2 separate regions of the Homo sapiens genome follow, and region 1 is linked to region 2. Evidence: read pairs that join two places in POLR2A ChIA-PET (ENCODE). Cell type or tissue: PC-9. All regions are shown on one strand.

Region 1 (5,000 bases), 170 kb before region 2:
ACTGATTGTGCTTACAGCAGAAACCACAATGGCAGCCAAAGTGTGGCGGCCACTTTACTTCTCGAATAAATGCATCCAATTGGTCACACCTAATTGATATCAAGAACCTTAGCTGCAAGGGAGGCCGGAAAATACAATTATATATAGAAAGGTATTTACCAAACCATGTTAGAAGCTTTTAAACTATTTTAAAATAGCTACATAACTTTTCATTAAATATACATACATAGATATATATATATGCATTTAATTAATCAACCCCCCCACCTATTTAGGATACTTTGTTTCCAGAGTTTTATATTATGAATATTAAGAATCCAACATTTAATATTATAAATAATATAACGATACTGCCAATAATAACAACTACAGCTTATTTAATACTTCCTTCTTCCAGGCAGTGTGCTAGGTAGGCCCTTTTATATTCATTATATTTGTCAATCATTTTTTAGTTAAGACTCAACAACCTGCTTATGGGGTAACTATTAATCCCATTGTACACATAACAAAACTGAGGGTTAAAGAGAAGTCAGAGCTAGATTTAAGACCAAAGCTTGCATCTTTAACCAATATGCAAATACTCATGCAAAAAGACTTTTTTGGTCTTAGAAATGATCTCCACTGGACAAATAACCAGAAATAGAATTACATACTGTTCAAGAGCTGTGAATGCTTCTAAATCCCTTGAGATACATGAATGAGCAGGCCAGATTCTCAGTTAACGTCACTGTCAGGACTGTGAACACCTGCATGGCAGGAGCTCCCTTTTATCACTTGAAGGCCTGGCTCAGCGACTGGCACACTGTGGCCACTCCGTGGGTGTTTCCGTGAGTAACAGTGGGTGTGCAGGCAGAAGTGCATGAAGGCACTCCAGTCCAAAGAACTGCATTCCTTTTGCAGCACAAAGCACGAGCTGTATCTAGGCTAGTCCAGCTCTAGACCACACATGAAAGTGAGTGCCTGAAACATGCAACCCTCTATCTGCTTTAGCCACCTTCACGCACCAGCTAAGTCATCGCACTTTCCATGACCATGTTGCCTGTGAAGAGAATGAACATGGTCTGATAAATCAGGCATCCAAGCAACTGTGCACAAGACTGCAGATTGCATCCATTGCTTTAGGTAGGTCAATGGGAGCAATTTTTAGCAAGTGCAACTGTGTCACTTTGGATTATTTAATAAGTTAACTGTCCTATTTAATACTGATTCTCTAAATCAATATTAGCGACTCATATGTATTGTCACAGTCCACCAATGCCCAGACAAGTTAGACTGTGAGCCCGAGGACTTCAGAAGATGCATTAACCACTGCAGGCCACCAAATAGCCTTCCTAAGCCTTGCCCTACTTCTCTACCAGGAAGGGGTTTATACTCACACAACTACCAGCTGAAGGGATTGGTATTGCTAATACCTTGGGACCTCCGTGTACTGCTTTTTCCTACAGAGCAAAGTGTAGAGGCAAAATGATTGCTCTTGGGGCCAGGCATGGTTGCTCACACCTGTAATCCCAGTACTTTGGGAGGCTGAGGTGGGGGGCGGGTGGATCACCTGAAGTCAGGAGTTAGAGACCAGCCTGGCCAACATAGTGAAACCCCGTCTCTACCAAAAATACAAAAATTAGCCTGGCGTGGTGGTGCACACCTGTAGTCCCATCTACTCTCTACTCGGGAGGCTGAGGCACGAGAACCACTTGAACCCAGGAGATGGAGGTTGCATGAACCAAGATCATACCACTACACTCCATTCAGGTATCACAGCAAGACTCTGTCTCCAAAAAAAAAAAAAAAAAAGAATGATTGCTCTTGGGAATTTCACCACTAAGATGCCAAAAAACCATGGCACATCAGCTGGCCTATAATGAGGTGGGTCTACGTTCCAGTGAATTTATTCCATCTTTCAGACTATATCACGTGGAATTTTCTTATAGTCTTTCTCCCCCTTTAAAACAATCCTAAGGTTATTAAAGATACTCCTTTCAGTACTGCCTTCCCCACCCCTTGGGCTACACTATTCAGCTGTTTTTTAAAGAACAGAATTGTAACTTGCATTATCAATAGAGAACATTCCTGGAGAAAACACAGATGTTTTCTGGCTCGTGTCACACAGGCGGTTCTGAAATCTACGAAGTTATATGAGGACTTCCTGGCACCGTGAGAGGAAGGTTGGGAGGCAGTATTACTCAGCCAGACCAAAATGATTTTATTTATTCCACATGCCTAAAAATATGTTTGAACATAATGTGCCATAATTTTTCTGGTGATTTCTATGAATCAGTTTTTAATTATGAATAATGTTTTTAGAGATACTCCTGAGAAATTGTACCCAAGTTTCCCTTGACAGCCATCACATAAAGTATCTAAAATGAAGCAGCTTCCACGGCTAACACAGAAAATCAAAGCATGAATTTCTAAAAGATCCATTAGTCATCTTTGCTGAGAACAAGAGTCTCACGATTCGCACATGCAAAGGGTGGCTGAGAAATTCAGGTCAACAAACATAACTAGAAAAAGACGGTTACTGTCAAATAATTGTTCAAAGGAGTTTTGTACAAATATAAATTTTGTAACTTCACTTGGAGCCTTTTTTCTTTTCTTCTAGTTAGGAATTTTCTCTGTGTTTGAATTATTGCCTTTCTAATCCTCAGCTGACGTTTTGCAGCTTTTAAGGGATCGCTGTGGCTACAGCAGGAAACGTTCCTGCTCCATGGCCCAACGCAGGCCACTCAGAAATTAAAATGTTTGTGCAAGATAATGAGTATGAATTTCCATTTCTGGGATTTACTTTTAGAAAATCCAGCTACTGAAACTCAATCAAGGAGGGTCCAAGTGACACCCTGTCAAAGAACAGATGGGTGGGGTCAGCTCTGGAATTCAAGTACTTTTCGCAGGTGTATCTCTCCTGGAAACCACTTTCCTGCATTTGTCAGAGCTCACAGCTTCTGCGAAAATGTCGGCTAGGGATCAGGCTAAACAGAAGTACAAATAACTCAAGTAGCTTTCAGTGGAGCACCCTTAATGTTGCTTAAACAGGGAGGTATTTTCTGGTCAATTACCTTAAGTAGACTCCAGTAAACGCGAAAATTATTTTTGCATGAGTAACAACAGCGCTTATCTTTTTCCTTCCCCGGCTCCCAACTATCCAGGAATAAAGCAAATTCACACAGGAGTATTCCAGGACTCACAACCTTGTTTAGATTGTTTAAAAGGAATTGGAGGCTGTGGCTTTCCATCCAGTGTCGAGAGCTCCCGAGCAAGTTGAACGTGGCGCCGGCTGCTTAGCCAGAGGAAGCCAGCGTCTACCTGTGTCACTGAACGGCGCTCCTCCCACGGCGACACCTCCGTGCTCTTTTTGCTTGTATTTATTCAAAAATTAGATTTGTCAATAACGCAGGGCCTGGCAAATAGGAGGACCTCTCCAAAATTAAATGCAAGATTGAACATAGGTCTCTCACATCATAATAAAGCGGTTTAATTTGGCTTCCACCGGGGGAGCGGAATAGCACTTGCCCAGCCCCTTTGAGCCCTGCGCACACTCGCACCACCGCCGCCTCTCCCACAAAGAGAAAAGCCACGAGAAGGGTCCCGACTGTGCAAATCTGTGTGCCCTCCCGAGGAAGGCGCCCGAGGGCTCACTCTGCCTGGTTCAAAAGCTTGTGGGAGAGAAGCACCCAAAAGAATTCCGTTGTCAGGTTAAAGTCTTTGTCTATACTCGCAGGATGGGAAGGACGATGGTGCAATCACCGAGATTATTTTGTTTTCGTCCTCTAAAAAATGAAGAGGGGACTGGAGTCGGGACCAAAATTATTGGCAGACCGCACGGTTTGCAGTCACCCTGAAGTTACCAGCAGCCGATGCTGTGTCCAGGGAAAATATTCTTGAGCTGGAAAACGTGCTAATTTAAAGTCTTTCGTTTCACACGAAAATGTGCTGCACTCTTTGACTGCTCAGGAATTTGCTCTAGCACCTAGAAGGAATTCTGGCTTAGGGCAGGGGCGAGGGACAGTGGAGGGCGTTGGACCTTCTTCCGCAATCGGGACCACTCCAGGTCTCCCCGGAGAAGGCTGAGTCTCCAGCGCGTGGATTCAGATCAGGACTCTGTCTAAGTAGGCGAGAGCTGGGGATACCGCTGGGGGCTTTGGCGAAGCTAAGAAAGCACTGGCTTCTTATTCTCACCAGACATCTCAACACCCACGTGCGCTGGGTCCCGCAGTCTCTCGCCCGCCCCACGCGGGTCCCAGCCCTGGTCCTTACTCCCCGCGCGGGAAGAATCTGGGGAGGGTGGGGGCGGAGAGGCGGCTGATCGGAGAGTGGGAGGGAGGATGGGAGATGGGCAGAGGCTGCCCGCATCAGGGCCAGGACAGACGTCCGCGCGGCCCCAGGCACTCACTTGAGTGTCACGCAAGTCACCCCAACACCGCACAAGACAGTGGCGGGGTGCGCACCGAGGCCCCTACCTGGGGGGTGTGCGCGCACTGAACGACCCCTTCTCCAGGTGCGCGAGCCGCTCCGGCGGCCGTGCACACTGCGCCCCCTTCCGCCCACCTGCCTGGCCTGCGTTTCTAACCACGCGGGCGGTCCCGAGACTTCGCGCAAAAGGCAGGACCGCGACTCCCAATAATGATATCTTCGAAATAACCCCCTGCTGAGCCGGCGCCCAGGGCCGGGGGTAGAGTCCCGAGTCCCTTTTGCGGAATTAAGGAGACCTCTGGCGACCGGGGAGCCTGCCCCTGTGACCGCTCCAGCAGCCCCTGCCGCGTGCGTGCCCGAGTGTGGCCCGCAGCTCCCAAAGCCCAGGTGTGTGTGGCCTAGGGCGGGGAGAGTTGGCGACCCGGGCCCATCACCGCCCCAGTGCCACCGCCCCAGTGCCTGACCAGATGGGGTGCGGTCCCTACGCCCGGCGTGGCCCCGCCGCCGCTCAGATCTGAAGTCCGGCTTTCGCTCGCCCTGCGCGGCGGAACCTCTGACCCGGAGCAGCTCTAGGCCGTGGGCTTCGTCTCCTC
Region 2 (5,000 bases):
CCAGTTCCCAAATGCTCCTCGTGCATCATCCCCTCCCCAGGCTTGGGACATCTACAACAGGCTGGGAACCACTGGGGCAGGACTTCCTACCAGGTTTGTCATCTACAGGCTACACCTCTTCTGAGGCCCCTAAGTCACCCAATGTTTGGCTTGGAGTTTTTTGTTTTTTGTTTTGTTTTGAGATGGAGTCTCACTCTGTCGCCCAGGCTGGATTGCAGTGGTGAGATCCTGGCTCACTGTAACCTCCACCTCCCGAGTTCAAGCGATTCTCCTGCCTCAGCCTCCTGAGTAGCTGGGATTACAGGCGTGTGCCACCAAGCCCAGCTAATTGTTGTATTTTTAGTAGAGACGGGGTTTCACCATGTTGGTCAGGCTGGTCTCAAACTCCTGACCTCGTGATCTGCCCCGCTTGGCCTCCCAAAGTGCTGGGATTACAGGCGTGAGCCACCATGCCTGGCCAGCTTGGAGTTTTTTGTCTTTTGTCCTGGCATTCTTCCTTTCCTGACTTGGTTCTCCTAGAACCTCCCTGGCTTCTCACAAATGGTTTCTAAGCTGAAGAATCCATTGTTCTGAGTCTGACCTTGCACCCTCAGCTCTCCCCACTCTGCAAACTCCACTGGGACCCCCACAGGGTCCACAAGAGGAGAGGGGAGCAGGACAACTGTAGTCTTGTTCTTTTGCGTAAGTGGACTGAGTTTTGCAGAGGTAGGAAGATGGAAGATTTTCATCTTTTAGTTTCAAAAGTCTGTCTCAAACCCACAGCTGGAGTGGCCTTGCTGCACAGAGCAGTGACTTTCATACAAGTTGTCTTGTGGTTAAAGGGCATCCAACTCCAAACCCAGGAGTATCCCTCAACCTTTTGAATTTCGTTTAAAATAAAACTGTAGGATTTCAACAAGGAATAGAAGTGGTCCCAAGGTGGGCTTCACAAACCACCATTCCCAGACATGTTTGTGGGGAAGCCTTCAGCAGCAATGCTGCTCAGGTGGGCATTCAGGCACAGTGACAAGGAGATGGGGAAGAAGACGGTTTCGCAATAATCAATTACACCACTGGAGGCTCCTGGCTGCCTAAGGGCACACTGGCCCTGACCCCATCCTGAAATTGTTCCTTGCAGGTCGCATATTTACTCAATCAATATTCATGCAGAGTCCACTCTACAGCAGGCTCTAGGTCAGAATTAGCTGGATGAGAATGCTCGGGTTCCCTGCATGTGTGCACACACGAACCCTATATATAGTACATTTTGCAGTGGGAGGGGTTACTTTTAATTGAGCACCTGCTTTGGTGTGTCTAATATAGTGTTTGATTTCAACCTTATTCTGAGTAGGCATTACTATTCCTTTTTTTCAAATGAGGAAACTAAGCAGAGACAGATCACATAACCTCCCCCAAGGTCAGCCAGCTAGTTAGTGGCGGGGCGGGACTCAAGCCAGGGTGATCAGACTCCAAAGCCATGCCCCCTCCAGGAAGTCACACCCCTCCAGGAAGCCACACCCCTCCAGGAAGCCACACCCGCCAGGAAGTCAGGCTAATTCCCCAAACTAGCCACTAAAAGTGGCCAGGACTGGTCAGATCAACATGCAGAGAAAGCTGCTGATGTTTTATTGTTAATAAGGTCCCAAGTTCAAGTTTTATTTGGAGATGTTCAAATTTTAATTATTACTTTTAATTGAAATGCACTGTAATTTAATATTAATTTTTGTGTAAGTCAAATGAATTAGGCTAAATTGCAACTTTCATTTTATTTTGGAAGGAGGAGAGGCTGAAGAAAAAAAGCAATAAATAAAAAGGAAAAATTATTTCTCTTAGAAATTCACCTGATAGAGAGGGATTACTGCATTTTCTAAACCATGTCTAGTTTAGACACGGCACATCTGGTATGATAGATGCTGTGTATGAATGGAAACAAGTTTAGGGTAATAAATGTTTCCCAGTGTTAAAATAAACGCCTCAGCGGTTCAGATTTTGGCCAGGCAGTTTCTCCACAGTAGGAGGCACTTATCTACTTTAACACTTTGCTACTTAGAAATTATCACTCAATCAATTACCGTCCACCTGGGTTTATTTTTACAGAGAGCTTCAATAAAATGAGTGTGAAAATAAGTTAAACACATTCTATTCATTTTCTCAATTTTTCACCTCTCCCAATGGTGGTTATGTTGACAGAAAAATTACTTCATTTTATTTCAACAGACATTTATGGAATGCTGACCAGGTTCTGTGCTAAGGGCTGGGAGACAGGATATGACCAAGTGGAATGAAATGTGGTCCCTCTCATTACAGAGCATATATAACCTACCTTTTAGCACAGGCGGTGTCTCTACAGCCCAAATGAAGGCAACCACGAGAAAAATTCTGGACCCTACAATCTCCACAGCCCTCCCCTTCCTCCCCTACCACAAGAGACTGCCCTTTGCCCAGGTAACGTCCCTGTGGTGTTTACCTATGTGGTCCGTCAAGCTCTCAGGTGCTTCCAGATATGGAAATACTCTTTCACCAAAAGATGTTTGTTATACTTTCTTTTTTCTTTTTAAACTTTTCTTTTAGGTTCAGGGGTACATGTGCAGGTTTGTTTAATATAGGCAAACTCGTGTCAGAGGTTTGGTGTACAGACCATCTTGTCACCCAGGTACTAAGCCTAGTACCCAATAGATTTTTTCCTGATCCTCTCCCTCCTTTCACCCTCTACCCTCCAGTAGGCCACAGGGCCCATTGTTCCCCTCTTTGTGCTCATTGGTTCTCATTATTTAGCTCCCACTTGTAAGTGAGAACACACAGTATTTGGTTTTCTGTTACTGTGTTCGTTTGCTTATACTTTCTTTTAAAAGAGTACCTCCCTCTTACATCACTTCTGACGTAAGCTTTAGAATTTCTGTACCATCTGTCTTTTTAAAAATAATAGCTTTACTGAGACATAATTCAAATACCATAAATCCACCCTTTCAAAGTATAAGACTCAACGGTCTTGATACTTTCACAAAGTTGTATAACCATTTCCACTATCTAATTCCAGATTCATCACCCCCAAAAGAAATCCCTCACACATTAGCAGCCACTCCCCATTCCTCTCTCCTCCACCCCCCTCAACCAATCTCCTGGCAACCACTGATCTATTATACTTACTATCCCCATGGATTTGCCTATCCTAGGCATTTCCTATAAATGAAATCACACAACATGTGGTCTTCTTCTGTGTCTGACTTCTTTCATTTTAGCATAATGTTTTCAAGGTTCATCCATGGTACAGCATGCATCAGTACTGCATTCCTTTTTATGGCTCAATAATATTCCATCATATGACTAGACATTTTATTTATCCATTCATCCACTGATGGACATTTGGGTTGTTCCCACCTTTTGGCTATCATGAAGCGTGATGCCATGAATATCCACATGCAAGTTTTTGTGTGGACCTCTGTTTTCATCTCTCTTGGGTAGGTGTCTAGGAGCAGAGTTGCTGTATCACATGGTTAACTCTGTATTTAACCTTGCAAGGCGCTGCCTGTTTTCCAAAGCAGCTGCCCCATTTTACATTCCCATCAACAGTGTGGAAGAGTTCCAGTGTCTCCACATCCTTGCGAATACTTGTTACTGCCTTTTTTCTGACAGCCCCAGGTGTGAGGTGGTATCTCATTGTGGTTTTGATTGGCATCTCCCTGATGGCTACTGATGTTGGGCATCTTTTCATGTGCTTAATAATAAATCTATTTTCCTTTACAAAATTTTCTTAGGTTTTTTGGGTATTCTTTCGAATTTCACATTTTGACCTACAAGTTCAGAACCTCTCCGCATCCGTTCCTCTCACCCTCCTGTAATGTGGTGTGGTCGCCTGTCTTTCAGCTCCTACAGTCGGGGCCTGGGCCACCATCGCTGCTCTCGCATGGCTGATGAGCCTTATAGAGCCTACATCACATCTCTTGGACCTGGAAGGGGAAGGAAGAGGAAAGGCCTGGAGACTCACCAAAAGGAAGGAATTCAGCAATGGCAGAAGTGAGCCCCGAAGTCCCAAAGTCTCTGGATTATTCTTTCCACCAAGCCATGTTACGCCCCTAATTCAACACTTGTCATTTCTCTTTCTCTCTTTTTTTTTTTTTTTTTAAAGCGACGGGGTCTCATTATGTTGCTCAGGCCTCAAGCGATCCTCCCACTTCAGCTTCCCGAATAGCTGGGACTACATCGCGCCACTGAGCCTGGCTTCACCATTTCTTAATTGCTACAAATTCCCCAAATCCCATGAGACAGAAATGTATGTTCAGTCATAAATATGAGTGCACATTATTCTCCCAGGCATGACATGGAACAAGTAAAACAGTAATCCTGCTTTCTGGGTGCAGAGTCAGTGAAGAAACATAAAAACAGTCGCATAGAATGATGCACAGAGATTTAGAAATAGCACCATAAAAGCTCTAAACAGGGAGATTCCACCTGGAGACATCAGCAAGGCTTGCAGAGGAGAGAGAACTGACCATCGCCGATCCACTGAGAAGGAATCAGATGGAAAATGTGGGGGTGGGGAATAATCAGGGATGGGAACAGCACATTCAAAGATCCAGTTTCAGGAAATAGCAGGTGTTTAGTGAAACTAAAACAGAAAGCATGAGGGTCACAGGCGGGGTCACAGAAAGGGTCAAGGCTGGAAAGAGAGGCTGGGGCCAGTGCTTGTCAGTCTTCCCTGCCATGCTCAGGGTTGGGATTTTGTAGGTTCTGAAATGCAAAGCCTGTGAGTTTTTGAGAAAGGAAGGAACGTGATTAGATTTGCACTTAAAGACCTCACTGCAGCAACCACATCTCTGGATATCATACAGATAGATCTTTTCAGCATAGTAATGAAAACTGAAAATTACTGCAAAATGCCTAAACTTGTTCAAGATTCTCTTTGTATCATTTCTTCTTGGCAAAGTTCCGCTGCTCAAGACCCAACAATTCATCTCAACCACTCACCACAAGGTTAAGAAATGCTCTGATGCTGTGGTGTTGGAACTCAGCTATGTTGCCAC

The links. ChIA-PET counts read pairs that join two places held together with the same protein. Peaks named below come from ENCODE experiments on the same cell type or tissue, not always from the same donor. Only the 100,000 strongest peaks of a DNase experiment are listed, where the experiment ranks them.
Region 1: POLR2A ChIA-PET joins it to region 2 with 6 read pairs; 3 of 35 experiments call an interaction of 5 or more read pairs at or near these places.

What each region holds. Positions count from the first base shown.
Region 1 is chr21:36,688,689-36,693,688 of GRCh38, forward strand. All of the region lies in intron 1 of LOC105369308 (a long non-coding RNA gene), which reads right to left. Among named protein-coding and RNA genes, the nearest start is that of SIM2, 7.9 kb to the right of the region's middle. In PC-9, no CTCF peak of the experiment used is centred here; no DNase peak of the experiment used is centred here.
Region 2 is chr21:36,858,862-36,863,861 of GRCh38, forward strand. All of the region lies in intron 6 of HLCS (holocarboxylase synthetase), which reads right to left. Among named protein-coding and RNA genes, the nearest start is that of HLCS-AS1, 110 kb to the right of the region's middle. RefSeq lists enhancers at 1,184-1,772, 1,328-1,622. In PC-9, no CTCF peak of the experiment used is centred here; DNase peaks (open chromatin) are centred at 1,460 and 2,280; H3K4me3 peaks cover 733 bases; H3K27ac peaks cover 3,200 bases.